Regions from separate parts of the Homo sapiens genome. Here region 2 is linked to region 1. Evidence: chromatin loops called from intact Hi-C (ENCODE). Cell type or tissue: IMR-90. All regions are shown on one strand. Each heading gives the region's core, and the rest is flanking DNA. Links, peaks and the distances in the headings are about the cores only. Region 1 overlaps DHX35 (DEAH-box helicase 35). Region 2 overlaps DHX35 (DEAH-box helicase 35).

Region 1 (15,748 bases), core at 5,043-13,042:
GTATGAAGGCGCTCTGCCCAGATAAATCCTATAAGCTACCCTCCATTTTAGTAGCCTATTTAATCATAAACTGGGGAGGGCTTTTCCAGTGAGTTCCTTCACCTCTACTGAAAGGGGCCGCGGGGCTGCATGTCTTTGACTCCTTGGTGATTAGACAAGCTCTGCGGCTGTTGCTGGCTTTCAGATTGCCGATGAAAATTAACTGTACCATGGGGCATGTAGAATAAACACGAGTTAAAAGGGTGTCCCAAGGAGATCATGTATCTGAGTAAAAATGCGCTGTGATAGGGAAAAAAAGCATCAAAATGTCTCATGTTGTTGGCCGACTCACTCCATCCAGGGTAGAAGTGGTTCCTGCCAGAATATGAGCTTGGAGGTGGGAGGCAGGCTTCTGAAGCCAACTCCACAACCTCCTGCCTCCCGGGGCCACTGGTGAGCAGGTCTAAAACCTTAGACAAGAAGGGCTATGTGTCCTAAAATCCACATCTCCTCCAGATGAACACTTGAGGCTCCTTATCCCCATCTTACTTCATTTTACATTTTATTTTATTGCCAATCCTTGTGTCCTACCCCCACCCCCACAGGCAACACTTGCGATGCACATCTTGTTTGTACATATTTTTGCAATCGTATTGGTTTTGTGTGCATGTAGTTTTAGTCTCCGTGAACAGGACTATCACATCAGTTTCTTTTTTTTTTTCTTTCTTTTTTTTTTTTTTTTTTTGAGACAGACTCTCGCCCTGTCGCCAGGCTGGAGTGCAGTGGCACGATCTTGGCTCACTGCAACCTCAGCCTCCCAGGTTCAAGTGATTCTCCTGCCTCAGCCTCCCGCGTAGCTGGGACTACAGGTGCACACCACCACATCCAGCTAGTTTTTGTACTTTTAGTAGAGACAGGGTTTCACCATGTTGGCCAGGATGGTCTCAATCTCTTGACCTTGTGATTTGCCCACCTCGGCCTCCCAAAGTGCTGGGATTACAGCAGTTTCTTAATTCTTCCACTCAGCTATTTCTCAGGTCTGTGTTCTATGAACCTGCTCTGTACTGATCCACAGTGTCATCCAATACATTGTCCCTGCACACCTCCCAGGGATGGACATTAGTCCCCACCCCATCCATCACACCAGTAAGCATCCTTACATGTGTCTCCTAAGGACCCGGGTGAGAATTTTGTTGGGAACACACCCCCAGAAGCAGAGTTTCTGGGCTGTGGGGCAGGAACACACATGAGTAGTCCCAGGTGGCTCTCCAGGACTGCCGTACCAGCTGCGCACAGAGGCCGCCGCATCTCCATCCGCCACCTTTCCACTGTGTTGCTAATCTCATTGGTGCAGAGTGATGTCTAATTGTTGCTTTAGCTTGTGTTTTCCTGATGACTAACTTTGAATATCTCTTCAGTGGTTTGGTGGAGTGTTGGGTCTGCCCCTATACATTGCCTTCCATTCCCTGTGCCCATTTTTTTCTGCTGGAGTTGTCTTTTCACTGGTGATTTATAGGAGCTCCTTGTACATTCCTGACATTTAATCCTTTGTTTGGAATACCTTCCCCCAGCTCCCACACCTACAGGTAGGCCTTTTGCCAACCACTAAAGCAAATTAAGCATAATAAGAAATGAAGAGGCCGGGTGCGGTGGCTCACGCCTGTAATCCCAGCACTTTGGGAGGCCAAGGCGGGCGGATCACGAGGTCAGGAGATCAAGACCACGGTGAAACCCCATCTCTACTAAAAAATACAAAACATTAGGCAGGCACGGTGGCGGGTGCCTGTAGTCCCAGCTACTCAGGAGGCTGAGGCAGGAGAATGGCGTGAACCCGGGAGGCGGAGCTTGCAGTGAGCCCAGATCATGCCACTGCACTCCAGCCTGGGCAACAGAGCGAGACTCTGTCTCAAAAAAAAAAAAAAAAAAAGAAATGAAGAGAAGGGGGGCAAAGGAAGTAAAATAAAATGGGAAGTCAACTGTTGAGTTTTAAACTAATACACTAAAGTAGAAGATGAAAATCACAGAAAAGGCCAGACACAGTGGCTCACACCTGTAATCCCAGCACTTTGGGAGGCCGAGGTAGGTGGATCACTAGAGCTCAGGAGTTCGAGACCAGCCTGTGCAACATTAAGAAACCCCGTCTTTACTAGCTACCGGGGAGGCTGAGATGGGAGGATCACTTGAGCCCAGGAGGCCGAGGCAGCAGTGAGCCCATATTGCACCACTGCACTCCAGCCTGGGTGACAGAGCGAGACTCTGTATCAAAACAAAACAAAAAGAAACAAAAGAAGATCACAGAAGAAAATATTTATAGAACCACGACAACAAATGTCCAAAATAATAGTTAGACAAACAAGCAGAGTACAAAAAAGACCAAGACGTTAACATAAATGTCGAGGAAAAAATACTTTTGAAGAGCATTAAAAATAAACACGACTGCATTCTTTTTAAAACTTCGCAGTAAAAAGGAAAATAATGCAGAGGTCAGAGAGGTGGAGATTAAAGGGGTGAGGCATACCCATGAGGAAAAACAAAAAAACAACAGCAAAGGGAAAACACAGGGACAGCAGACACCAAGCAAACTGAAGACCGCACTTGAAAACAGAACAAGCCTAAAATGCGGGGAAGAAAAGCAACCAGAGAACGAGGCTAAAATAAACAGCCTGAGGGTGAGCTGGTAAGGCCTTATCAGCCAGCTCCTGCTCTCCTGGGGTCCAGGGCGATGTAGAGGCTGATGGCAGTGGTGGGGACGCAGAAAGGAACTCAGGCGACCTTTGGGTCCTATATGGGTCCGCCCATCAGGCTGAGGCCAGCAAAGAACCTGGCTAGGACGTTCATACTTGGAGCCACTGATGAGGCCATGGTCAAGAAGCCATGGGCAGTAGCCTGTGCTGGTCGTTCACCTGGCTATGGAGATCCTGGGGTATTAAATCCTGTGCCTGCACCACCCCTCCCTTGTGAACCTCCCAGCCTCCCTAGCCTGCTCATTGCCTTCAGGAGAACCCACAAGTGGGAGCGGTGGCCATGTGTGCCAGAGGGCCTGGGGGAACGCTGCGCTGGGAATCTCTTTGGCCGCACTTAAGCAGGCAAGGAGACGCCCTGTTCCAGCAAGTCCAATGCCACCCAAGAGTGCAAAAGGGAACACTGCCAGGATTCACCAGAGACGTCAACGTGTCATCCTTGCTTGCTGGAGGGAGCAATGACTGTGAGGACCCAGGGACAAGCCCTCTCCAGACCGTCTGCCACGCAAATTCCACCTGGTCATCCACAGTAGCCAGCTGTTTGTGCAATTATTTGATTGGCTATTTCCAGTTCCAATGACTCAGAAAAAAAGAAAAAAAAAAACAGATTAAACTGACAAGAAATCCAGAGTTCCATCATCCTGTTTCATCACAAATTAGAAGGCTGAGGAGAAAATTCAGATGAATCATTGGAGAGTGGAAAATACCTGATCTTATCTTGAGGTGAAAAAGGGATATGGGGCTGAGACTTGCCAACTCGAATTCTTCCAGGGGATAGAAATGTCCTCCAGCGGCGCCAAAGTTCACTTGAAACCCAGGTGGGTGCTTGGCAGTTCAGATCCACTTCCCAGAATGATGATCTTGGTGCTGATGCTGCCAGATGCCCTGCCCGGCCCACTCAGCCACAACCCAGTAGTTCCCAGACTTGAGGATTACATCAGTTTTTGTTTCATCATTTTGAATTGGTTTTTAATTGGGTGATAGATGAACGACTGTTGACATTTTATTTTTCCAAAGAAAACATTAAAAAATAAAACCACCATCTACTATCACCATTGTTTCCTAAAAGCATCTTAGCACCAAGAAAAGACTAAAGGATGGCCGGGCAAGGTGGCTCATGCCTGTAATCCCAGCACTTTGGGAGGCCAAAGCAGGCAGATCACTTGAGGTCAGGAGTTTGAGACCAGCCTGGCCAACACAATGAAACCCTGTCTCCACTGAAAATACAAAAATTAGCTGGGTGTGGTGGCAGGTGCCTGTAATCCCAGCTACTTGGGAGACTGAGGCAGGAGAATCGCTTGAACCCGGGAAGCGGAGGTTGCAGTGAGCCGAGATCATGCCACTGCACTCTAGCCTGGGTGACAGAGCAAGACTCTGACTCAAAAAATAAAAATAAAAAATAAAAAACACTAAAGGATGGTCTTTTATAGAGAATAAACTTAAGCTTTATAAAATGCTCATTACTACACATTCCTCATTTTTGCAAGACTCAGGAAAATTCATAGTGAGCTGACATTGATGCCTGCTGCCACAACCTGCCTGGGGAAGAATCCCAACCCCACAGATCTGTGTTCTGGGGAAACACGTAAGGGGAATTGGGCTGGGGTCTAAGCACACTTGTGAAGAAACAATTTATCAGCTTTCACTCAGACCTGACGCTCTGATCTCGAAGCTCTGATCTCCCCGCTGGGGGCTATCTGTCCATTGGGCTGCATGTCTTCACATCTTCAACTCCTGTCCCCAGGATTCCCAAGCCCACCACTTCATCAGAACCACCCGAGATGGGGCTTTTACAACTTACAGCTTCCCAGGCCTCACTGCCAGACATCCAGTCTTGTGGCTCCAGGACGGAGTCTTGCGGTTTTCCAGATTTAGGCCCCTTGGCCTGCGCCTCCCTCCCCCAGCCACCCAACCCTCTGTCTGGTCAGCGGCAGACATTCTTGCTCAGGCTAGGAGAAATGTCAGCCACACTGTCAGCGCCGGGCCCTGGAAAACAGAGCTGAGGGCAGGGCTGGGGTGCTGGGGACAACCCAGCACTGAATGGCAGGGCCCAGCCCATGAAGCTGGAGCAGCACTGGCAGTAGGCTGTGCTGACACCAGGACAAAACAGTGGAGATGGGAGCATGGAGCTGGGGCACTAGGCAGCTCTCCAAGTTCATGGCCCACATGAAATGCTCAGCAATGTGGGGATGGCCAGGGAAGAACATGAGAGCGGTCTGTCCTTTCACCAGGAAAGCATCTTGTCGTGGGGAAGTCTCTGTGGATACAGCCCTGGCCTTAACAACCCCTACTGGACCTCTGCCATCTCCTGCCACCCTGTCCTTCTCGTGCGCCCAGCTCCATCCTGGTCCACTCATCTGGTTACTTGTTGTCAAGTGTCTCCGCCTCATCCCTGTGCCATGCACATGGCCTGAGGGCTCAACATTTGCTGGCTGGACTGAGCAGCGCACTGGCTGAACCAGGGGCTCCCTGTGACGACAATGTCCAACCCCCGGGGAAGCCAGCTATGGCAGAAAACTGGCAGGGTCTCTGCAAGCCACCAACACAGAAAGCTGCCATCTCTGGGCCTACAGGGCACCACCGCCTCCATGCTTTCCAGCGCCAGCTTCTCTCTGCCCTCTCACTTGCTCCAAAGGGAAGACACAGCAATGCTGTGGGGAATTTTACTAGCAGTATCTGAAGACCTGTGTGGAGCCCGAGGGGACTAATTCTGTGGAAGTACTGGGGGACAGTCTGTGAGGTACTAGGCCCTGCTGTCACATCTGTGGGCTGACAATGGGAACAGGGACACAGACCTGCAACAGACAAAGTCAAAAGCTCTCATCTCTCTCGCCCAGGCCGGGCCCCACTCCCTGGTGAGTTGTGTGGTCCCAGCCTTAACCAACCCTACTGTAAAGGGGCCTCCCCATGGGCCCAGGATTTTGTAGTTGCTTCGGACAGCAAGGACCTGTCCCACCCATCACAGACTGTGACATAACACAGGACACAACACTGGGGGGTGTCGCCTGGGGAGGGCTGCCTTCTGAGAGGTGGAGGGACAGAGGGGAAGCATGTGCTCAGGATCAGGCGCCCAGGGGTAGAGGCAGCATGCAGGGACGGGCTTGCCTCTGGGTGCTCCCTCCAGATTGTCCGGGCTCCCAGTGGACTCTGGTCTCCAACCCGAGGGTGTGAAACCTGTACCTTTCCCCTTCCACCGCCATATAAGCTTTTTAGGATCAGCCCCAGTCCTAAAGCCAAACTTGAAAAATAATGTTTCTGACCTCTCTACAGGAAGATCCCAACTGGAAACTGGCAAGAATTAGCACCTCTTTGGGACTTCTTTTAAATGTCCCACAGTTTACTCTAATCAGGTCTTGAGGTCATTCAGTCACATCATCTTGCTTTAGGGGGCTTCCTGTGTCCCTGAGATCCCAAAGCTGCTGTATGCCACAGCATTAAGTTTCTTAGCTAATGTCAGGCCCTCACTTCGAACAATTCATTAGAACATCTTAACATACAGACACGAAAACCAGGTGTGGGAGGGAAGACATTTACTTTAGGTATAAAGGTTTACTATTATTAACAAGTTATCACTATTATTTACATGTTTATAAAATGGAAATAAAAATGACATACACGTTTGGTGCCAAAAGTGGCACATCCAAACTAATATCAGTATAAAAATAAATTTTCAAGCTATGTGTTTTTAAAATAAAGGTCATTGAAACAGTAAGGGGGAAAAAATCTGCATCTGGCATGTGTTGAAATGCAATCATCATCACAGCAAAGCAGCCCTGGGGCAACAAAACCAGTGCCTGCTGGAAGAACTGTCCCCACGCGCTCTTGCAAGAACCCAAGCAAACAAACAAAAAAACAAATACACCAGTGATGTTCCTGAGCTACAGAAGTTTAGGGCATCCAAACTGTTGTGAATTCCTGCTAAAGAGGAGGCCCTGTGGGATCTGAGCTGATGAACTCTCCTGAGTGCTCAGCTAGCGTGGCACCAGGACCTGGCACTACACTCTGAGAGGACGCTAAGCCTACCTGTGAAACACAAATCCTCTGCTAACACAAAACAGCGCACGAGTCCTCTCTGTCAATCACCAATCCCTTGCAAGTCTCCTGGCTGCAGATAAACAGGGACAAGGGCTGAGGACAGACAGAAGCCACTGGGTTTGGGAGACCCTGTGCCCATCAGACATGCCCTTTGGTGGTTTCGGCAGAGATCCCCAATGTTTCGTTCATTCGTAGAGACATGCTTGTTCACACCTGGCAGCAGACCTCATTGGTTAACACAGCTGTGGCCCCAGCAGGGAAAGCAAAGCCAGCCCAGCAAACCCTCTGTCCACCCCACATGGTGTTTTGGCCTTCAGTGGCTAACTTTCCTCCTTGTTTCCCATAGAGCTGGGCCAGGACTGCATGCCTGCTGGAAGTGGCATGCTGGGTTAGTGAGCGTGCTGAGTGAGCCAACTCCCACTCTGCCCGCTGCAGCACAGAAGGATGCCTGCCCATGCACAAAGTCCTCCAGGATCCCAGCAAGGATGCAAATGCTGTGGGCAGCGGGAAGAAAGGACTAATGAACAGGCCGCAGCCCACTTCAGAGCAACCAAACATTCCACAGGAGCTGGTGCCAGCTCACCCCACCTGGGACCAGGGGCAGCAGCATGGAGGAGAGGACGCCAGCAGTCCCTGCAGCTGTAGCTGTGGGCTCCTCTCACGGGTCCTGGACCTTGGCCCTTTTGGCTTTCAGAGACAGGTGCTGCAACAGAAGAGAAGACACTACAGTTGGGGTTGATTAGACAAAGAAACCAGACTGCAACATAATCCCCATATGAATGACCACATCAAATCTTCCATCTGGTCCACACCTTCCCAGTAAATGCTGAGCTGTTCATGAAACAGCCTGGAAGGAAAAAGCCCAAGTGGCCAATGAAGAAGCCGACCTGAATTCAGCCGCCAGCAACCCGAGGCCCAAGCCACAGCGGCTGAAGCTGGTTATACAGGGCTCTGCGGAAGCTGTCAAGGAAAGGTTTTCTTTTTGAGACACGACTCTCCCTCTGCCCCAGCCTAGAGGACAGCACCGCAGCCAGACAACTGTGCTCAGGAGACTGGGCTCAGTCTGGAAGTGATCTCAAATCTCCAAGAAGTTCCTGACAATAGTCAAGAAAAATTATCCTCTCTTTAGGACCAAGGAAGTCAATTTACCAAGCGTCTCAACACACCAGGTACCCATGCTCAAGGATGGAGATAAAGATATGGCCTCTGCCCACATGGAGGGTACAAGCTTGCTGGGAAAACAGAAAGGACACCTCCTAGTGACACTTTTTTTTTTCCCCAGAAATGTCACTTTCTACCATTATGAATAACACGAAGCACAATATTCTAATCATAGGCATCAGATAATAGGATTGGAAAATGAAGTATTTTTTACATTCTAAAGCAAAGCCAAAAGTGGCAGAAATCCTTAAATATGCCTTTGAGGCAGAGTGTGTAAATACAAGCTTTTAATGAAAGACCTCCCTCCACTCATCAACTGGGATATACCCGACAGCCCATTACTAATCATCAATAACCAAGAGATCCCTAAGCCGTGCCAACTAACACACAGTGGGAGCCTCACATGAGAATGCCCACCCTGACTGCTCCGGAGCTGGTGTGCCCACTACTTAGCACAGCCACATGGCCCCACAACATCAAGCCGCATCGCCCCCAGAGAGAACTGCAGGCCCTGAAAAAATGGAGGGCGTGAACGAAGACACAGCGCACCACCAGGTATGACGTGAGAGACAACAGAGCGAACAGGACCCGGGTATAAATGAGCTACAAGAACTCAGACTTTCCATCTGCTTACACCTGAGGGAGGACTACTACAGGCTCTTGCAAAGGCCTCGTTAAAAGGGTTTTCCCTAATAATGAAGATATCTCTGAGAATAAGGAAAAATAATTTAAAAGCCAGAAGGCAAATCTCTGAATAGGTCACCCCGTTCTTCCCCTGTCTAGCTGTAGGTCTTGCTGAATTTCTCTGAATTCTCTCTCTACACGTCACCTGATATAACCCCTACAGCTAATGTTAGATATCCACGGCCTTAGCTTGGGGATGGGAGATGACGCCATTGTGCCTGTGGGGCCATTTTTGGTGCTTTTTTCTGGGAAGAATGTTGAATATAAACAAAGCTGACTCTGAACCATTTCAGGCCTCCACACAGGGTGAGAGCAACATTCCGAAAAACAGTGGTGATGGAAAGTCTCCAAAGGTGCCAGGAACAGAGCCGTGAATGATCTGTGGGCTGTGGAAGGTTGTGAGGTGCTGCACTGTGTTCAGTAAAGGAACATCTACCATACATGGGCAACCCCTGTAGATCTGGAGGTTCTTTGAGAAATCAATCTGCTTTGGACAAGTTAATAGTAGAAGTGCCCTTGGACTATACAGTTAAGAAACAACACAAGTTTCTCTGTGGTTTGGGGACCATCGTTATACAATGAGGTTGTTGTATTAGGTGATTTCTTTTTTTTTTTTTTTTTTTTTTTTTTGGGGGGACAGTCTTGCTCTGTCGCCTAGGCTGGAGTGCAGTGGTGTGATCTCGGCTCACTGCAGCCTCCACCTCCTAGGTTCAAGTGATTCTCCTGCCTCAGCCTCCCAAGTAGCTGGGATTACAGGCACATGCCACCATGCCCGGCTAATTTTTGTATTTTTAGTAGAGACGGGGTTTCACCATGTTGGCCAGGCTGGTCTCGAACTCCTGTCCTCATGTGTTCCACCCACCTCAGCCTCCCAAAGTGCTGGGATTACAGGCGTGAGCCACCGTGCTCGGCCGCACTAGGTGATTTCTAAAGGTCTGTCCCAGCCTCTCTAAAAATACTCCGATGACAGTGGAGGTGATGAGCTTAAAAATAAAAAAGCCATTTGGAGAGAAGAGACAAATGAAGAAATTTGGGCTTGTTATTTTCTTCAAATTTCTGAAGCTATTTGCTCTTTAACTTTGTGGGTTTGACCTAAAGAAACTGGAATTTTGAGCTGAGAAGGGAAAATGACTCAGCTTCTGGGCTAATTCTGTTTCCAAGAGTCTAAATGAATCCAAGACAATTTCAGGCTTATCCTTCTCTGGCTGTCTGCATCTTCTTACTTTAACAGGCATTTTGACCACTGCACCATTCCTCTTTCAACCTCTAGTTTACCTTTCTGATCCCTTCTCTTGACTCCTGAAGTCTGCTGCTTTCCACCTGAGAGGTTTTGAAGGAAAAGCCTTTCTTTCACCAGGTTTATTCTTATCAACCTAATTCAGCAAAGACAACACACACTGCATTTTTATCAGTCCCTGCAGGCTGATCTGCTTTCCAGCTGAAATATCTGAATTGGGATGTGTGAAGAACTATAAAGGTGTGAAATGGTTTTTGTTTGATTACATAAAAATTAAATATTATAAAATTTTGAGAGGGCAATGTCCCTTGACTTTGCTGGAGCAGGAGAGATGAGGAGATCCTTCCATTTACAGGGTCACAAATTCAAATGTCTCCAAGAGTGCAGCAGGCAAGTAAGCAAGTGACATGGGACTACGGCACCTGGCGATGTCACTAACAGCAGGCAGCCACCCCTAAGCCCCTGTGATGCCACCACGTAGGAACGCAAGCCTAGTGTTGCCAGACTAAACATGTCTTTCAAGAGAAACCAGAAATTCATGTTTAATATGAAATCTCCCAATTTTTCAATGTGGCAATCAATTCAAATATCGCTTTGGAAACATTGTGTAGTCCAATTCTGGCCCTAATGGAGAAAAAGGTTTCAGACTTTCTCTTCTGCTGTAAACAACAGTAAACTTGGGCAAAATATGTAAAGCAAGTATTTTCAGGCCACAAACAGCACAGGGCTGTAACCCTTTTAAAAAAGGAGCTGGGCGTGGTGGCTCACACCTGTAATCCCAACACTTTGGGAGACCAAGGCGGGCGGATCACCAGAGGTCAGGAGTTCAAGACCAGCCTGGCCAATATGGCAAAACCCTGTCTCTACTAAAAATACAAAAATTAGCCGGGCATGGTGGCGCACGCCTGTAATCCCAGCTATTAGAGAGGCTGAGGCAGGAGTATCACTTGAACCTGGGAAGCAGAGGTTGCAGTGAGCTGAGATTGTGCCACTGCATTCCAGCCAGGATGACAGGGCAAGACTCTGTCCCAAAAATAAATAAATAAAAATAAAAAACGAACTGGTGGCATGGTGGCTCACACCTGTAATCCCAGCAATTTGGGAGACCAAGGCAGGAGCACCACTTGAGCCCAGTTATTCGAGACTAGCCTGGGCAACATAGTGAAACCCCATCCCTAAAAAAATTTTTTTTAATTAGCTCAGGCCAGGCCTGCTGGCTCATACCTGTAATCCCAGCACTTTGGGAGGCTGAGGTGGGTGGATCACTTGAGGCCAGGAGTTTGTAACCAGCCTGGCCAACATGGTGAAACCGTTGTCTCTATTAAAAATACAAAAAAAAAAAAAAGAAAAAAGAAAAAGAAAAAAATGAGCCAGACGTGGTGGCACACACCTGTAATCCCAGCTACATGGGGGCTAAGGCAGGAGAATTGCTTGAATCCGGGAAACGGAGCTTGCAGTGAGCCATGATCGTGCCACTGCACTCCAGCCTGGGCGGCAGAGTGAGACTGTCTCAAAAAAAAAAAAAAAAATAGTTTGGAAGAGCAAAAGGAGAAAGAAAGCGAGAAAGCGATACCTTTTTTTTCTTATGAGATTAGGGGGATTTATTTTTAATTGCACTTCACTATGAATTAAACGCTAGAGTGCTTTCCCAGAATGTTTTGGGGATATGGTAATGGCCTTTCCACCCTATGCACCCCTAGGGGGAACACACATAGGGCATTAAATTGGAGAAAAAAAGTACATTTAAAAACATGGAGAGGCTGTGAACAGGTGGCTGGGGCACAGACTCAGTTCATTCCTACCGTTCCTTGTTGATAAAAGTGTGGAGCCAGCTCCAACAGCCAGGCCGATTCAATGGCAGTCACATCTCTCATGTAGTACTTGGAGGTCTGTATAACTTCGTTATAGATGACCCTGAAATGAGAAAGAAACATGAGCTAATTTCCCCCTCTTGTGATGACAGTCAGGAACCACAGGTAGACATGCTGTTTCCTTTAACCTTTAACAGGTTCTACTCTATGTGCCAGACACTGTGCTAAACACATGCATTTATGTTGCTCACCACAGCCTCAAGACCTAAGTGCTGGGTAATGGTGTGTCCATTTTTCAGATGAGACTCTAAATCCTCAATGACTTCTGGAACATCTCAGTTATCCGCGAAGGACCTTTCTGGATCCTTCATCTGCATTTACAGAACTCTGAACTGAGCCTAATGACTTTATTAGAAAATGCAGAAATGGAGGCAAAGACTTGCCTGATTCTGAAAGAGGCTGGGAACTGACTGTAAAGAGACACAAAGGAATTTTCTAAAATGATAACAATATTGTATAATTTATGTGGGTCCAGGTTACATGGGTATACACATTTGTCAAAACTCATCTTGCACTGTAAATAAATTATACCTTTATTTAAGGGAAAAAATGTTTCTAAGGCTCAGGTAATAGACAACCGAAGAGCCAAGAGCATAACATCCAGTCCCCTGATTTTAGGTGTGCATATGAGTAGATATCAGTTTCTGAAACATCCAAAGTGTTAATTCAGGGCTTCCCATGTTATAAACATACCAGCCATACTGTGGTTCCCCACCCCTCAAAAACCAGTAAGTGAATCTCAGCTGATCAAAGGAAAAAGAAGGGCCCCCCCTGCAAAGAGGCCGTGACTGGGGGGCACTTTCTTTGCCACCTGAATGGTATGGCATGGCTTCAGGCTGGCTCTATTTCCCCAACCTTTCTTTGCCCTTCAGAGCTCCTTAGGAATGAAGCAAGAAAAAGAAAAGCCTTTCTCCTTTAAGCAACTCCCAAATTTAACCACCCAAAAGTCAGCAAAAAAAGGATCTAAAATTGAGGTTTTGCATCTCTCTTGATTTAAAAAAAAAAATTTTTTAAAGGCAGGGTCTCGCTCTGTCACCCAGGCTAGAGTGCAGTGGTGCAATCATGGCTCACTGAAGCCTGAATCTCCTGGGCTCAAGCGATCCTCCTGTCTCAGTCTCCTGAGTAGCTAGTACTACAGCCACGTGCCACCATGCCTGGCTCATTTTTTTTTTGAGAGTTGAGGTCTGGCTATGGCACCCAGGCTGGTATTGAACTCCTGACCTCAAGCAATCCTCTGGCCTCAGCCTCTCAAAAGTGCTGAGATGACAGGCGTGGGCACTCTTCAAATTATCCTGCACACGAGTGTGCGTATCCTGACCACATTAGTGTGGTCACTGGGTAACATTTCTAAACCCAGAACCGACCAAGGTGCTTTCAACCTAAGCAACTTCTAGGTCTGCAGTGGCTACAGGATAAATCCGATTCCTTGGTCTAGGGAAACAGAACTCAAACTTTACTGCCCAAAAGAAACATCTGGAGGGCTTGTTAAAATGGAGTCCTAGGCCCTAGTCCAGTTTCTGATTGAATGGGACTTGGCATGGCCTGAGAAGCTGCATTTCGTACAAGTTTCCAGGTGATACTGATGCTGGGCTGGAGACCACATTTTGAAAGCTGCAATTCTAGGGTACAAAGTGTTTGACCACAGACTTTCTTGCCTTCAAATCTACCGCTATCTTCTCTCCCTCTCTTCACACACACCCCACCCTTTTTCCCAGGGCTTCTCCATCTTCCAATTGGAGAAGGACAAGTTGTTGTCGTCTTTAAAATTTCCAATCTGGGCCAGGCACAGTGGCTCACGCCTGTAATCCCAGCACTTTGGGAGGCTGAGGTGGGCAGATCACCTGAGGTCAGGAGTTTGAGACCAGCCTGGCCAACACGGCAAAACCCCGTCTCTACTAAAAATACAAAAATTAGCTGGGCATGGTTGCATGCACCTGTAATCCCAGCTACTCAGGAGGCTGAGGCAGGAGAATCACTTGAACCCCGAAGGTGGAGATTGAAGTGAGCCAAGATCACACCACTGGGCAACAGATTGAGACACTGTCTCAAAAACACAGAGTGAGACACTGTCTCAAAAAAACAAAATCCAATCCATGGTTGATCAGTACTTTTAATCAGTACTTTTTATTGGTAAAATACAATATAAATGAATTCTAGAAAAATGAAATTGTAAACAAGAAAAATATAAGCCCCCAATTTTTATTATTAAATTGGACAAACATAAACTTAACCATTGAAATGTTATAAAGATGTCTAAAGGCCTACTCTAGACTTCTGTGCTTACCTCTTTCTTCCTAGGCAGTGTTACAGAGCAGCACCATTGCATGGGCCACCCATACCAATGATTCCCCACTTCCCAAACGCATGAGGTTCCTTTATGTTCCATGGCTCTGCCCCTGCTACTTCTCTACCTAGAATACCCTCCGGGTCCTTTCTGACTGAACACTCTTGTTTCCAGGTTCAGAATGAATGTTATCTCCTCCATGAAGCCTGCCCTGACTCTCACTGGCACATGATGTGCTGAGCCCAGCACTTCATCCATGCTGCTAGTAAAGCCCTTCCCCTAAGGTAGTTGACTCTGTGTCTGTCCCTATGTCAAAACTGTGGGCTGGGGCCGGGTACAGTGGCTCATGCCTGTAATCCCAGAGCTTTGGGAGGCCGAGGTGGGTGGATCACCTGAGGTCAGGAGTTGGAGACCAGCCTGGCCAACACAGTGAAACCCCATCTCCACTAAAAATACAAAAATTAGCCAGGCGTGATTGCACACATCTATAGTCTCAGCTACTCAGGTGGCTGAGGCAGGAGAATCACGTGGACCTGGGAGGCAGAGGTTGCAGTGAGCCAAGATAGCGCCGTCACTGCACTCCAGCCTGGGCGACAGAGCGAAACTCTGTCTCAAAAAAAAAAAAAAAAAAGAACCGTGAGCTGGGATCCCAATTCATCTCTGCATAGCTGTGCCTCATGCAGGGCTAAGCATCCAGTCAGTGGTTGAAAATGAACGTTTGCTGAGTGGATGAGTGAGTAGACAAATATCACTGTTTGCTTAAGAAGCTCTTTGCCAGAGCAGAAATTCTCTTTTTTTTTTTTGACATGGAATCTCACTCTGTCACCCAGGCTAGAGTGCAGTGGTGTGATCTCAGCTCACTGCAACCTCTGCCTCCCAGGTTCAAGCAATTCTCCTGCCTCAGCCTCCCGAGTAGCTCAGATTACAGACGTGCCCATCACGCCTGGCTAATTTTTGTATTTTTAGTAGAGATGAGGTTTCACCATGTTGGCCAGGCTGGTCTTGAACTCCTGACCTCAGGTGACCTGCCTACATTGGCCTCCCAAAGTGCTGGGATTACAGGCGTGAGCCACCACGCCCGGCCCAGAGCAGCAATTCTAGAGGCGATGTCAAGAAACATGTACAGGAGAAAAACAAGAACATGGCCCTGTTCAAAGCAGGCACAGGCTAAGCAGCAGGATGAGCTTACCAGCGAGGCGGCTTCTCTGCATAGAGGACTGACGCAGGGTGTATGTGCAGCTCATGGTCATCACGGATGGTCCTTGGAACATAGAAGAATTTTGTCTGAAGCACATTTTAAATACTTATAGCAAGACTTTCCCACAGATATTTTTAATATTACCAAAAAAGCATGCAGACTGAACTCGTCACAAGCAAAACAATTATCTCCATCTTCTCTTGCAACCTTTCTTGATCCCTCTCCTGGCTGCCACCCCAGAAGTCAAGAATAAATCACGTGGAAAAAGCGAAGAGGAGAAAAGCAACACGCGGACACTTAGAAAAAACATTTAGGAATAAAATGCTCTGCCTATGTTTATGTGTATCTTCTGCAGGTGCTCTTTCAAAACAATTTCCTTTGGAATGGAAATAATACATGTGATTTCTTCTATAATCTAAAAAGCAAAGTTAAATACTAAAGATAATGACTATAGGGGGACGTAACGATAATGAAAAAAGAAAGCTCACAGCCAGGCATGGTGGCTCATGCCTGTAATCCCAGCACTTTGGGAGGCCAAGGCGAGCAGATCACTTGAGG
Region 2 (15,748 bases), core at 4,319-12,318, 51 kb after region 1:
AATAACAATGAAAATAATAATAATAACAACTAATACAGACTAACTTATGTGCTAGCCCAGAGGCCCTGCATACAGGTACACAGTGTACCCACTGTGCAAAGATGCCTGGCTGAGGGGGCTAGGGGCTTCAGCAATCCGGTCCACCTGCCTCCCACCTAGCTCTAGACATCCTCCCAGAGGGAACATCTTTTTCTAATTTGCACAAAAGAACCTCACAGTCTAGCTGTGACCCTATGCCAGGCACCAACCTAAAAGTTTTTTGCTATCTTACTTAAGCTTCATAACAAATCACAATATACAGTACCTATGTCTAAAAGAACTCTCTGCAATGATGAAAACTTTCCTTATTTGTACTGTCCGATGCATAAGCCACTAGCCACCTGTGGCTATAGAGCCCTTGAAAAATAGCCAACGTGAAAAAAAAAAAAAAAGAAAAGAAAAATAGCCAATGTGGCCGGGCACAGTGGCTCACGCCTGTAATCCCAACACTTTGGGAGGCCGAGGCAGGCAGATCACCTGAGGTTGGGAGTTCAAGACCAGCCTGACTAACATGGAGGAACCAAACCCCATCTCTACTAAAAATACAAAATTAGCCAGGCATGGTGGCAAATGCCTGTAATCCCAGCTACTCGGGAAGGCTGAGGCAGAAGAATCGCTTGAACCTGGGAGGCAGAGGTTGCGGTGAGCCAAGATCACGCCATTGTATTCCCGCCTGGGCAACAAGGGCAAAACTCCGTCTCAAAAAAAGAAAAAAAAGAGAGAAGAAAAGAAAAATAGCCAACGTGACTGAGAACCTGAATTTTTTTACTTTCTTCTATTTTAATTAACTTTTATCTCAATAGCTACAGGTGGCTAGTGGCTACCATAAAGGAAAGTATACCAGCACAGATATAGAGACTACTATTTTCCCCATTTTAGAGATGAGTAAACTCAGCAAAGCCAGAATTTGAACCCAGGTAGTCTGACTCAATGCCTATGCTCTTAATCACCCTGTTCTACCACTTCTTTCTAGACTCTAATTGGGAATCTGTCCAAAGAAAACAATCAGAAAATATGGGAAGGGAGGAGAGAGTGGAGGTTAAGATTGAAACAAGATTGGCTGTGAGTTGTAATTGTTGAAGCCAGATGAAGGGTACATGGGGGTCATTATACACTTCTTTGGGATATGTATGAAACCTTAATAATAAAAAGTTAAAGAAAATAAACAGAAATGCAGCAGATTCAATTACAAGGGTGCTTGCTACAACAGTATTTATAATATTTAAAATCTGCAAGCCATATAAATTGCTAACAGTAGGGGAAGTTAAATACTTTATGATAGAGATGTGATTAAATAGCCATTAAAAATAATATCTTCAGAGAATATTTAAATGACACAGAAAAATGATCCTAATGTAATGTTAAGGGAAATATGCAAGATACAAATTAGTATATATAATTCAATCAATCCCTAGTATGCCAAAACAGATCCAAGTACACACACACTCACTCACACACACACACACACACACAGAAAAGAGAAGAAAATATACCAACATTCTACCACTGATATTCTCTGAATGGGTAGGATTATGGATGATTTTAATTTTCTTCCTTGGTATTTTGTTGTACTTTCCAAGTTGCTACAGTTGCTTTTGTAATTAGGCAATAAAATAAACACACACAATGAAAAGCTGGCAGTGAAGTCATACCTTTTTTAGCAAGCCAATGGCAATGTCAGTGTACAAGGTCCTCTCGTGGGCTTCATCCAGCATGATGACACTAAGAATCAAAGAGAAGCTCTCAGTGAGCCTCTAAAAAAGCCACACATCATCTCATCTAGACCATCAAAGAGCTTCTGGGTATTTAGTCCTCATACAATCACTTTGCATCAAAAGTAAACCTAAGTCACTCTTCTTTGACAATGAGGCAATTCTTAGGTTAATAAAAACGGTGACATTAACATACCTGAATTTTAAAAAGTGTACTATTGTTATCTTTAAGCGTTTTACCATCCACACTGAATTCCAACAGAATTTAATATCTGATTTTAAATGAAAACATAACCAACCTATAACCCCACAGAACACATAAAAATCAGAACAAAGCCCAACCATCTGAAGACTGTTAAGCTATAACAACAGTCAAAGAGGTAGCTGACTACAGTTGTGACACACGTGGGCCAGGGGGTCAAATGTGACACTCTCCTCGAGAACACCAGAGCCTAGGTAGGACAGCTTTAATGCTGTGAGTGACAGACAGATAGACAAAGAGGGGGAAGTGATAAAAAATTATTTGGACTCTGTATATTACATTTAACACAGGGCAGTTAGTTCTCTGCAGTCACCATCAATACTGGAGTGTGACAAGGCAAAATAAAAAGGACAAGTCACCAGACTAAGTAATGATAGGAATTTTAATGTGCCCATTTTTGAGTGTCTGTAAAGGGCCATACTATTTAAATTCTGAGAAAAACACCAAGGGTCCCAACAGCCAAGGTCAAGAGAAAAGCTTTGGGGCAGCTGAACACAGACGTGAATCCCAGCTACTAACACACCTGCTTCTCCGTCTACCTGGGGACTTTGGAAACTAGGAAAGCTATCATAAGAAAAACACATTTACCTATATTTTGTTAACAACGGATCAACCATCATTTCCCTGACCAGCATTCCATCAGTAAGAAACTAAAAAATAAAAACACAAAGCTTTAGAAATAATTCACTTACACTACATATTAATGGTATTTTTTAAGTTCAAGTGCAACCTCTTTGCCAGCATGTGTACAAGTAAATTCCCACAAAGGACTGTGAGAAAATGCCCCCATATTTTCGTTATCAAGCAATGTAATTGTTCACAAAAGGCTTTAAACACAGGGTCCTCAGCTGGAGTTGCAAATCTTTGAGCAGAATTTCACTTGCCTTTATTATGGGAACATCAGCTATGCCCCATTTCCTCTGGGCTTGCACCACCAGTACTATCGATAAAGAGGCAGTGAAGACTAACTGGTATCTGCCCAAAGAAACACCCTAAGTGTAAGATAATTGCTCTTCAAATGTCCCAAAGACTATAGATTGCAGTTCTTGAGGTTATTAACTTAAACTTCAATTAATATTATTTTACAGACTCTAGATAGGATCATGGTTAAGCACATGGGCTATGGTGTCAGACTGCTGGGAGTTCAGATCCTGGCTCTACCTCTTACTAAGCTGTGTGAACCTTGGACAAGTTACTCATCTTCTCTGTCCCTGATTGCTCATTTGTAAAATGAGGTAATCAAAGTATTTACCTCACCAAGTTAATGTGAAAAATAAATAAGATAGTATAGTAGTTCCTCGGTATCCTTGTGGGGTTGGTTCTAGAAACCCCCCCAACCCACACCAAAATCTGCAGATGCTCAAGTCCATTATATAAGATGGCATAGTATTTGCATGTAACCTATGCATACCCTCCCATATATTTTAAATCATCTCTAGATTATTTAGAATGACTAAAACAATGTAAATGTTATGTAAATAGTTGTTATACTGTATTTTTTTAAATTTACATTATTTTTTATTTTTATTTTGTAATATTAGCAATTCAAGGTTGGTTGAATCCACAGATGCAGAACCCGCAGGATGCAGAGGACTGACTGTACATGTAAAGCGTTTAGCATAGGACCTAGGACAGAGTAGTGTTTAAGAAAAGTCAGCTAATATTATTTCAGATTAATGAATCTTTATAAAATGCTTCAGACACATACAGTAACAGCCTTCTTAACGTACTGAATTTGTTTTCAGGTTAAACCATCTCCCTTGCATGCTGTATCTTAGGTGTTTTTTACTTTTTTTGTTTTAAGAGCAGGATGCATTGCCATCATATTTTTCTTGGACCTGGTACTAGCTGCCACATACATACGTAGTGAGAACTTCCACCAATGACAAATCACCAGTCGAGAACTGAGCACCTTGAAATTGTGACCAAATGGAATACAAAAGGTTTTTATGGACGGCTCAAAGGTTTTCATGGTTATGCAAACCACTGAAAATTAGCTAGTTCAAATATATTTGATGGTACAGAAAAATATTCCCTTCACCTAGCAAAATGAATATAACAAAATATGGCAATCTGGAAAATAAGGTCTACATTTTTACAAATCACTACATTGGTCATTCAGCTCATCTGATTTTCAATTTTCCTCTGTTGCAAATTAAGAGGTAACTGAGATTCTAATAATCAATTTTCATTTCATCAGATTATTTTCATTCACTGTTTTATTGCACTGTCTGATTAGACTTTGATTCTAGCACGGTGGTAGGTAGTACACACCCTGTTGAGTTGATTATACACTGATTACTATTGATACTAATTATTTTAACATTAGCAACAAGGCCAAAGAACACACATGTAAAATCCATTTTCATATGAAAATGGAAAAGTACTAATTAGTGAAACAACATTCATGAATTCTACACTTCATCAACTTATACTACTCTATTTTTAAGCCTTTTACAGGCTTGTTTCTATATTTCGATTGCTATTTGAGTCAGTGAAAATACAATAAAATACACATAAGAAAAGACAGCTTTGAGTCTTGGTCCTATCACTGATTGGCATATAATATCAGGCAAGTCATTCAACCTTCCAAGCCCTTAACCTCTTCATCTTTGGAATCAAGGACTAAACCTGACTTCCAAGCTCCTTTCTGGGATAAGATTGCAGGACTCTTTGAAAGAGCCCTGTGTCGGCCGGGCACAGTGGCTCACGCCTGTAATCCCAGCACTTTGGGAGGCTGAGGCAGGTGGATCACGAGTCAGGAGATTGAGACCATCCTGGCTAACACAGTGAAACCCCGTCTCTACTAAAAATACAAAAAAAAAAAAAAAAAAAAAACTTAGCCGGGTGTGGTGACGGTCGCCTGTAGTCCCAGCTACTCGGGAGGCTGAGGAAGGAGAATGGCGTGAACCCAGGAGGCGGAGCTTGCAGCAAGCAGAGATCGTGCCACCGCACTCCAGCCTGGGTGACAGAGAGAGACTCTGTCTCAAAAAAAAAAAAAAAAAAGAAAAAAGGAAGAGCTCTCTGTCTCCTAGCTGACTAAAGTCTCTGAATGTCAGGATACTTTTCTTCACTTTCTGCCATGGTATCAATGTCCTGTACAGCAGCAAGGACTACATGTTTTTAATTCTCCCAAAATAACCTTCTTCCTTATTTCCACTAGGAAAAGCAGCTTGAGCACTTTACCTTAATTCTCGTGGCCAGCTGGTCGGTGCAGTCATCAAAGCGGATGCAGTAGCCCACCTCGTGGCCCAGCACTGCACCCCTTTCTTCAGCTACTCTCCCTGCAACCTTTGGGAAGAAAGATCATGCTGAAAATAGAGACATAGAAATTACTGCACAGCGCACATACTATGGAAAATCTAAAGGTCATTTATATTTTAAATAGTATGTGAACACAATGAAAAATGAAAAGAGACAAGTTATTAGAGAACAAGCATAATAACTTTTGCAATTTTTATTATTATTATTATTGAGACAGAGTCTCACTCTGTCACCCAGGCTGGAGGGCAGTGGCACAATCTCGGCTCACTGCAACCTCCACCTCCCAAGTTCAAGCAATCCTCCTGCCTCAACCTCCTAAGTAGCTGGGATTACAGGCAAGCGCCACCAGGCCCAGCTAATTTTTGTATTTTTAGTGGAGATGGGGTTTCGCCATGTTGGCCAGGCTGGTCTTAAACTCCTGACCTCAAGCAATTTGCCCGCCTCAGCCTCTCAAAGTACAGGGATTACAGGCGTGAGCCACCACACCCAGCCAATTATTAACTTATGTATCTCACTTCATTCTATAATGGTCTTGGGGCAACTTATAAGAACATACACAATGAAAAACAAAATCACATAAAAATGTTACGGATCAAGATCCAAAAAATTACAGAAAAAATTTCAAAAGATCAAAGCCAATGAGAAAATGTTAAACATAGATATGCCAAAATTATTCAAGTTGAGCCACAAATTCAGCTCTAAATTTGGTGGCCAAAGCAAAAAGGAAAGTAAAAGAAATGACAAGATTCACCCTGTTCCTAAACAAAGGGCACACTAACCAGGGACAACTTTTCATCTCCACGCTCGAAAAGAAAACCCATCCCCCGGGACCATGAAGGCAGAACAGGAATTACCATATTCAAAGCTGGGCCAGTTTCATTTTCTCATCGAAGGCAAAAAGCTAAGTTTCAAGAATGAGATACCTGAAACAGTTCACAACTGTGTCCCAGCTGCCAAAGCCACTGAGAGGGGAAATACAGACAAACTCAGGTTTAAAACAAAGGGGGCAGATGAGTGGATGAGAAGATCAATAAAAAATCCAAGGTAGCATAATAAAGTGAAAGACAAAATATGTAATACATTATGAAGACCATAAACTATAGACAAAATTTCATCCATCAAAACATAACAAATAAAAAATGAATGCAGGAAAGAGAAAAATGAATCCAACAGCAAGATCTCTGCATTCCCCCAAGAAGGCTATTCAAAAGTTAACTTATTAATAGAAAATATTTAAAAGAATGAACAAGCATAAAAGTGGAAGAGCAATAATGAATATCATTTAGTTTAATTTAAAAGAAAATAGGACCGGACGCGGTGGTTCACACCTACAATCCCAGCACTTTGGGAGGCAAATCACCTGAGGTCAGGAGTTCAAGACCAGCCTGGCCGACATGGTGAAACCCCATCTCTACTAAAAATACAAAAAGTTAGTTGGGCATGGTGGCATGCGCCTGTAATCCCAGCTACTCGCAGGAGGCTGAGGCAGGAGAATCACTTGAACCCGGGGAGGTGGAGGTTGCAATGAGCCGAGGTCACACCACTACACTCCAGCCTCGGTGACAAAGAGACTGTGTCAAAAAACAAAAAAAGAAAGAAAAGAAAGTTTAGTATTCACCACCACATAAACTACCTAAATGAAAAGAACCAAAGGGAAGCAATATTAATAGAGATTTCCCAGGGCCCAGCACACCAATCCCCACAGAAGGAAGGAGTTCAGTCTCCCTCTTTCACAGGTGAGACAACCTCCCCAGCACCCACGCAGTTCCCAAGTCCTGACTTTAGAACATGGCTGGCACATGTGGTGTCCTGAGACAGAGCTTACTGCTCCAGCCTTTCCACCCCAGCAGCCCCAGGCTCAGGAGGGCAGAGGCTCCCTGCCCTCAGCTTCTGAGCTAGGCACACCCAGGCGTTTCCTGCCCATCAGTGTTTAAGACACTGAAGAGCAGATGAGGATCAGAAGCAGCTCTGCCTGGTGACTTGAAATTATAGAATGGGGAGGCCAAAACCAAATCAATCATCTGGCAGCTGGTCTATATCATGTAGGCTTTCAAAACGTCTTATGAAACCAGAAAGTTATCCTACATTGCTCTGCCTCTGGTGGTTGTATTTCCCAATGACCAGCATTTCACCAGGACAGATTTGTTATTGTTACTGTTCCAATTTCAACCCTACATGTCGTTATATTATAAATCTCAGAATATGGTACAGGTAGAGAATGTGTGCATAGAGATACTAGGAACTTATGGAGAAAATAGGCTTATAAGAATGAGCATACATAAATATATATACACCTACGATGTACCCACAAAAATTTTAAATTTAAAAAAATGAGCATAAATTAACAAATCTCTGTAAAAATATAATCATTTTATGGGTCTATAAGGTAAAAGCCAAACCTGTTTATTCTTACTCCTTCACTATTTGAATACATTTGCTATAAAAAGTATGTATTTTTATTTTCAAACTCTATTTTTAAATTTTTATTATTTATAATCACACAAGGTTATATTCTCTTGGCTTTTTAATAGATTTTTATCTCTATCACTTTAGTTCTGCTCCCAATAACCTCATCAACTAGACTGGACAAATACTATCTTTTTGACAGACCAAAAGGAAAGGGAGGTAAAAGACCAAAAAAAAAAAAAAAATCACTGAGCACCTACTACTGGCAAGTGCTGTGCTCTAAGCTTTCACAAATTTGTATCTCATTAAATAGACACACAGCCCATGAGGTAGACGAGACACTGTTGTATTTACAAATGAGGAAACTGAAATAAGACAGGTGTTAGAGCTTATTCTGAATCACAGGTCAGGGAGGACCTACCTGGTCTTGAAGTCAAACCCAGACCACATGAGTTCAACAAGCATACTCACTACTAATTGCCTCTCACAGAGATCAAGCAACAGCTTATGCAATCTGTTTTTAGGCTCTGAGATTGTTTGCAGATTTTAGTCTGCACATAAAGTACTTTCTGAGATGTAGCATTTCAAACTTGACAGCTCTATTAATATATTACATGCTCTTTGCTCTTTCAAGAGAAAGCTGTGGTTTCATGGAAGTTATCCATGGCTACAAATTTGGAACTAAGATGCAAACTGATTAAGAGCTGGGATTCCAAACCACAAACAGGAAAAATTGTTCTAATTTTAGGTAACTGAGTCATCTTTTAGTGACAAAAAAGATTAACTCCAGCAGCATTTGCAACTTGGTTTCCAAACTGTTAGCCCCATTTTCATACAAAAACACAACACACACACACACATAACTTCTAAAACTGTATAACTTCTTAATTGAACACCATTAGAAAATGAACTTTGGGCAAAACAACGACACAATAATTAAAACTCAGTACAGAACAAAAATAACTTGGGGAAATAGAATTAATTGTTTGTCCAGGTAAAGGCCACAAACTAAAGGCCCTACTTCCTTTTCTTTAAGCCTTTTTTTTTTTTTTTTTTTTTGGAGATAGGGTAAAGGTTGGAGTACAATGACACGATCATAACTCACCGCAACCTTAACTCCTGGGCTCAAGAGATCCTTCTGGCTCAGCCTCCGAAGTAGCTGGGACCACAGGCAGGTGCCAGCATGCCCAGCTAATTTTTTTAAAAATTGTTTTGTAGAGACAGGGTCTTGCTATGTTGCCCAGGCTGTTCTCAAACTCCTAGGCTCAAGCAATCCTCTTGCCTCGGCCTCCCAATGTGCTGGGAATACAGGCATTAGCCACCACACCCAATCTCTCAGAGCTAATTTAAAAACAACAAAAGAATTCAAACATACTATCAACAAAAAACTTATGGTGGCTCAGACTTCTACACAGTGATCCTCAACGCCAAAAGGCAGTGAGCAAAGTCTGCAGTTTGCAGGGACAGTGTGAATCAAGAATTTTATATCAACAAAAACCACAACTGAACATTCTCAAGCATATTAAAAAAAAAAAAAAGCTGAATGATAAAATTCAGCCAATACAAGAAATAAAAGCAAAACAAGCAATTCAAGGTTAGCAAAACCATAGAAAATAACTAATGATGAGTAATGAATCCATTCAAGCTAGAATTAAGGTTAAACACCTGTGAGAATTATGATTAAGAACATGTATATTATAAATCTTGAAATGAAAATGACAGGACTGTATCTACAACAAATGGAGAAAGGGAAGGTGGAAAGAAGAATACATGTGCTAATTTCCTCTTCTTTCATAACAGGAAACTATAAGGCGTAATTTGAAATATAGGTAACATCTTGAATTTTTTTGTACTCTTTTTTCTTACTTTTCAAGCTTTAATAAATTATCTTGCGGTGAACATTTATCCAAAGTACAGTCGCTACTCCTATTTCACTAAAGTTTCCTATTTTGTTAAATTCAATAAAAAATAAATATTAAATATGATCTCATTTTTATAAAATTATTTCTATCCAGCCAGTCAACCATTCATCTTCATCTTTAGGAGAAGCTTGGAATGATGTTCACAAATGTTCACATTGTTTATGTTGGATGGTGAAATTTGGGGTTTTAAAAATATATTGTTTTTTTATTTCCTCAGCACTTTATTGTTTAAAACGTTCATAATGTGCAGGATCAATTTAACAAAAATATTCAAATCATAATTCTTTTAAAACAGAAGACCTGGCCAGGCACAGTGGCTCATGCCTGTAATCCCAGCATTTTGGGAGGCTGAGGCAGGCAGATCACAAGATCAGGAGTTTGAGAACAGCCTGGCCAACATGGTGAAACCCCGTCTCTACTAAAAATATAAAAAAATTAGCCAGGCGTAGTGGCACATGCCTGTAATCCCAGCTACTCGGGAGGCTGAGGCAGGAGAATTGCTTGAACCCAGGAGGCGGAGGTTGCAGTGAGTTGAGATAGCTCCATTGCACCCCAGCCTGGGCAACAGAGTGAGACTCTGTCTGAGGAAAAAAATAAAAATAAAAAAAACATAAAAACTGAAGACCTAAACTCTTAAGGAGCAACTTCTATTCATTTAAAGCCTTTAGGAAATGTAAACAAATCACAAATGTAGACAACACAGATAGAATCTTTCCAACACAAAAAGAAACTCACTGTAACAGCAGCCACTCTTCGAGGCTGGGTCACTCCTACCACTCTTCCTTCAGCTGTCCAGCCGGCTTCTGCAAGGTACTACAAACAAAATCACATCTAAGTATACATATGATACCACTTTTGCAGAGCAATCTCCCCCAAGATGCTCCCGTATTGTGTTAAAATCACTAAGAAAGGAAAAAGTACAGTTCTTGTCCCAGCAGAACTTTGGGAATTATTTTACAGATGGAGGATCTGAGGCTTGGTAATGTTAGGTGATTTACTTAAGTTCACATCAAAGCTGATCAACAGAAGAACTAAGGCGCAATTCCAGCATTCTGACACCCCAGTCCTGGAAAATCACCATGTACTACAGATGCCTCAGGGAACAAAAAATTATCCACAGGTCACTCAAAACAGTGCTAACTCTGTAGAACAAAGAATTTTTAAGCACATATAGAGATGGCTCAACATAAATATCAACCACACAACACATTTCAGCCATATTAAATAAAACAACTGGATTTTATATATATGACTATACACCATTAGATTAGTACACATATATAAAATTTGATTGAACAGGCACGGCGGCTCATGCCGGTAATCCCAGCACTTTGGGAGGCTGAGGTAGGCAGATCACTTGACGTCAAGACCAGCCTGGCCAACATGGTGAAACCCCGTCTCTACCAAAAATATAAAAACGTAGGTGGGTGTGGTGGCACATGCCTGTAATCGTGACTACTCAGGAGGCTGAGGCAGGAGAATCGCTTGAACCTGGGAGGTGGAGGTTGCAGTGAGCCAAGATCCTGCCACTGCACTCCAGCCTGGGTGACAGAGAGAGATTCTGTCTCAAAAAAAAAAAAAAAAAATTTGATTAAGTGTATTTATCTGAGTTACCTACTTATTTAATATCTATGTATTTATTTGATTATATGCACTTAAAATCCAATACGGATAACAGTGGTTATCAGTTACATGTTTTTCTAACATCTAATAGTTTTACAATGAACATGTATTACTTCTACAATAGAAAAAAGATTTTAAAAGTTACTGCGTGTACCTGCTCATGTGTTCAAAAGAAATAAAGGAAGGATAATATAGATACTAAGAAATGGTTGTCTACAGGGAATGGGTGGGAAAGGTGTAGAAAGAAGGGGAAATGGAGGGAGGGGAACAGGGATAAAGAGGGCGTGTCAATGCTCTCAATAGATCTTTTTGTGTAGCTCTGACTCTGAGAATCACAGCCATGCATGTTTCACATACTTTTTAAACACCCAGAAGACAAATAAAACCAACCAGGATGTGGAGGGAAACCTAAAGGAAATATAAACACTAACAGATGACCCTTTCTATACTACAAATGAATAACATAACCACACTGCAGGGGGTGGAGAAGAAAAGAACTTACCTAAGGAATGATGGAAAAATATATCTTGACTGTATGTTGTAAGGCTAAAGACAGAAAGAACTGTACATAAATGCTGTAATCTAGTTAGTAAATATCCAAACAAGGTTACAAGTTAGCAATTCTGAAACTATTTTAATGAATCCACAAATATACTGTAGATGATAAGGACTAAGCTTCTCATTGTTGCAGAGAAGTTATAAATAAAGAAAGGCTCAAAAGAGCCCTATGGTATTAGATTGGAATCAGAAGCATTTGCATAAACTCATGGTGTTTAAAATATAGATGGATAGACAGATACAGATAGCTAGATGTTTTTATAATGTATGGCTTAATATTCATACATATATTTCCTAAGTCTGCTCACTGAGACTCAGCAATGACATCTCGTAGCAATGAGCACTCTAGCATCCGGATCATGATTTCTTTTTTTTTTTTTTTTTTTTGAGACAGAGTCTCGCTCTGTTGCCCAGGCTGGAGTGCAATGGCGTGATCTCGGCTCACTGCAACCTCCGACTTCTGGGTTTAAGCAATTCTCCTGCCTCAGCCTCCCTAGTAGATGGGATTACAAGTATGCAACACCATGCCCGGCTAATTTTTTGTATTTTTAGTAGAGACCAGGTTTTGCCATGTTGGCCAGGCTGGTCTCAAACTCCTGACCTCAGGTGATCCACCCACTTTGGCCGCCCAAAGTGCTGGGATTACAGGTGTGAGCCACCACGCCCGGCCCCAGATCATGATTTCTAAACATCATTCTCCAATAAAAGGAACCAGGGCTTGTGTAGGAAAAAATATAAGACAAGCCTGAAACATCTTGTAGTACTAGAAAGTAAGGAAGCGGTCAAAAAAATGAAAGCTTTAGAAAGAAAACAGGAGCCAAAATGAAGGAGCTTCTAATGTTCAAAGATGAAACAATCTGAGCAACACAATAAATAATGACAGTATTGGGCTTTAACACATAGAAAAAAATAAGTATCTATGAATCCATATTGATACACGCAAATAATCTAAGAAATAAGTGAGGAAGAAAGCACAGTTCTTCCTTACAGAAAATTACATTTAATAAAGATAGAGGGAAAGAGGAGAAAAGAAAATCATCACTGCTACAGACAAGATCCACTGAGGGGGATACTAAACTTAGTAGGTGAGAGTTGGAAGAAAAGTAGACTATTTGCAGTGTGAAAATATGTCCCCCAAGATACATATCAACTAAAAAGGGAAAGACAGTAGTTTCACAGGCAAAAGCTGGAACCTTAACCAAGTGACCAAAGTTGCTATTACCAGTGACAAGACATATCAACATTATGAACCCTTGAAATGATGCACTAAGGATACAATATCATTTCTGTAGTATTCTTGCCAAAAATACATAAGCTCCTTCTAATCATGAGAAAACATGACATAAACCCAAACTGAGGAACATTCTACAAAGTAAATCCCATTAGTCTTTTAAAGTGTCAAGTTCATGAAAGATGAAGACATATTGAGGAATTCGCACAACCTAGAAAAGATTAGGGAGAAACAACAACTAAATGCAATGTAGGATCCTAGAACTAAAAAAGAACCTTAGTAAGAAAACTGATGAGATTTAAATAAGGCCTATAGTCTAATTACTATTATTGTACCAATGTTAATGGCCTGCTTTCGATCTCTGCACTAGTAGTGAAGAGTATAAGGGAATTCTGTATTGTTTTTTGCAATTTTTCTATTAGTCTAAAAGTAGTTAAAAATAAAGTTTAGAAAATGACTGTAAGAAACAAAGGGTTGAAGATAATGTAGGGTTTTTGCTATAAAAACTATAAAGTTTATCTTGTATTAAATACATATACAAAATACTACCAACCACCCCAATCAACACAAATACAAAAAAAAAAAAAACAGAACTATAAGAATAATAGCTAAGAGTCAATGAGTACCTTATTAAGTGCCAGGAACTGTACTGAGTGCCTTATATGCATTGACCCATTTAATCCTCAAAACAAATTCTATAAGGAAGGTAACATCATCATCAACAATACACAGATGAGGAAACAAAGAGGCCACATAATTTGTCCAAGGAAACAAATAAAAATCTGTATCCTGGACTTCAAGCTCAGCAAACCAAAGTCATGACACATAAACAGAACACAACATATTATCCTACTTCAAACACACATAGCCAATCTCTTAGCAGTAGTGTTAAGTGAAAGAAAAACAATTTCCATAAAAATAAGCCTGTCCATAAAGCTAGTCACCTCAATACCCTGTGTGATTCAGACTTCTATGGCATGCTTATGATTGCTGAGAGGTGGAAATTTAAAGCTACTGAAAAAGCAGGTGTAGTGCTAACGTCAAGAGGCAGTGGAGAGTCACGGAGGGAGATCACTAAAACGTAGCTGAAGTCCATCTGAGTTCTCCACTCTTTTTAAGGATCACCAAATCTGGGCTTCTGGCTAAAGGACAGAATTAGGAAGAACTCCACCAATAACAGTACTAATAAAAATTGTACTTAAGAAGAGCTTGTGTTCATAGCCCTTATTTTTGTTTTTTTTTTTTACAGAACTCTAGTAAAAAAAAAAAAAATCATCTAGGTTCTACATATAGTTTGTAGAATTTCAAAATTATTAAGTATCCAGTGCTTTTGCACATTGTTTTTTCCCAAGGAAAGGTACTATATAAATCTAACAAGAGAGAAAAACCTGCTCCGTATCCTTGCTGTAACCTTTAGTTCCTCAGCCATTCCAATTTTCCTAGATCATAGCCCAAATTTAGCTTCACAATAAGTTGGAAACAGTGACTGTCTCAGGTACGGGGAACTGAGTGGCTAGGAGAAAAGGGAATACTCCATAAGAGGGGTAGCAGATATTTGGACCAATAATACAATCTATTACAATGATCTAGTCATTTTCAACAGCAAAGCTTAGGAGATTAACTTTTCACCATTTATTCCTTTGTTCTTTTTGAATTTTGTACTATGTAAATGTATTTCCTATTTTTAAAAAGTTTATAATAAAATGCAATTCCTTAAAATAATTCAATTCAAATGCACATGTGTTTTGAGCCAGCAACCCCATAAGTATTTTATTTATTCTATAAAAATATCTATATGTGTGCAAAATGATTTATGTGCAAACTGACTCCACTGCATCATTGTGATAATACAAAACTGTAAACAACCTAAATGTCTATCAATTGGGGATTGGTAAATTATGTTCACATACTAGCATCTATGGAACTGGAAAAAAAAACCAACAATACATTATGTGAAAAAAAAGACCAAGTGTGAAGGCATTACCTGACTTCAAAAAACGTTACAAAGCTATAAACAAAACAGCATGGTCCTCACATAAAAACAGACACACAGACCAATGGAACAGAACAGAAAATCCAGAAGTAAATCCACACATTTAAAGTCAAGTGATTTTCAACAAAAGCACCAAGAACACATCTTAGGGAAAGGACAATCTATTTAATAAATGGTGCTGGGAAAACTAGATAATCACACGCAGAAAAATGAAACCAGTTCCCTAACTCTCACCACATATAAAAATCAAATCAAAATGGATAAAAGACTTAAATGAAAGGACCAAAGTTATGAAACTACCAGAACAAAAGAGAAGGGAAACACTTCATGACACTGGTCTGGGCAAGGATTTTTTGGATATGACCTCAAAAACATAGGCAACAAAACGCAAAAATAGACAAACGGGATTGCATCAAATTAAAAAGCTTCTGTTCAGCAATGAAAACAATCAACAGAGTGAAGAGAAAACCTACAGAATGGGAGAAAATAAATGCAAACTATTATCTGATAAAGAGTTAATATCTAGAATATATAAGGTGCTCAAACAATTCAATAGCAAAAAACTAAAAATCCAATTTAAAATGAGCAAAAGGGTGTGATTCCGCCCTGCACAGCTGTTCTCTGGAGCAGGGGTCATTTATCTCCATCCGCCTTCTCTCCCACCTAAGTACGTGCCACCACCCCATGAAAGATGTGATGGACACGGACATGAGCCCTGTGAGGCCCCAGAACTATCTT

The links. Peaks named below come from ENCODE experiments on the same cell type or tissue, not always from the same donor. Only the 100,000 strongest peaks of a DNase experiment are listed, where the experiment ranks them.
Region 2: a loop joins it to region 1, with 2.1 times the contacts of the local background. A loop is called at or near these places in 10 of 110 quality-filtered maps.

Annotation. Positions count from the first base shown.
Region 1 is chr20:39,030,209-39,045,956 of GRCh38, reverse strand. It overlaps DHX35 (DEAH-box helicase 35), which reads right to left. Exons shown (of 22, transcript NM_021931.4): 20 at 15,182-15,253; 21 at 11,640-11,751; 22 at 6,236-7,458. The coding sequence ends at 7,414. Among named protein-coding and RNA genes, the nearest start is that of DHX35, 76 kb to the right of the region's middle. RefSeq lists a silencer at 3,145-3,345. In IMR-90, for the core only: no CTCF peak of the experiment used is centred there; DNase peaks (open chromatin) are centred at 8,836 and 9,726; H3K27ac peaks cover 2,714 bases.
Region 2 is chr20:38,978,369-38,994,116 of GRCh38, reverse strand. DHX35 (DEAH-box helicase 35) reads right to left here. Exons shown (of 22, transcript NM_021931.4): 4 at 10,341-10,418; 5 at 5,200-5,304; 6 at 2,602-2,663; 7 at 1,692-1,761. It also overlaps the pseudogene NPM1P19. Among named protein-coding and RNA genes, the nearest start is that of DHX35, 24 kb to the right of the region's middle. RefSeq lists an enhancer at 5,986-6,105. In IMR-90, for the core only: no CTCF peak of the experiment used is centred there; a DNase peak (open chromatin) is centred at 8,306.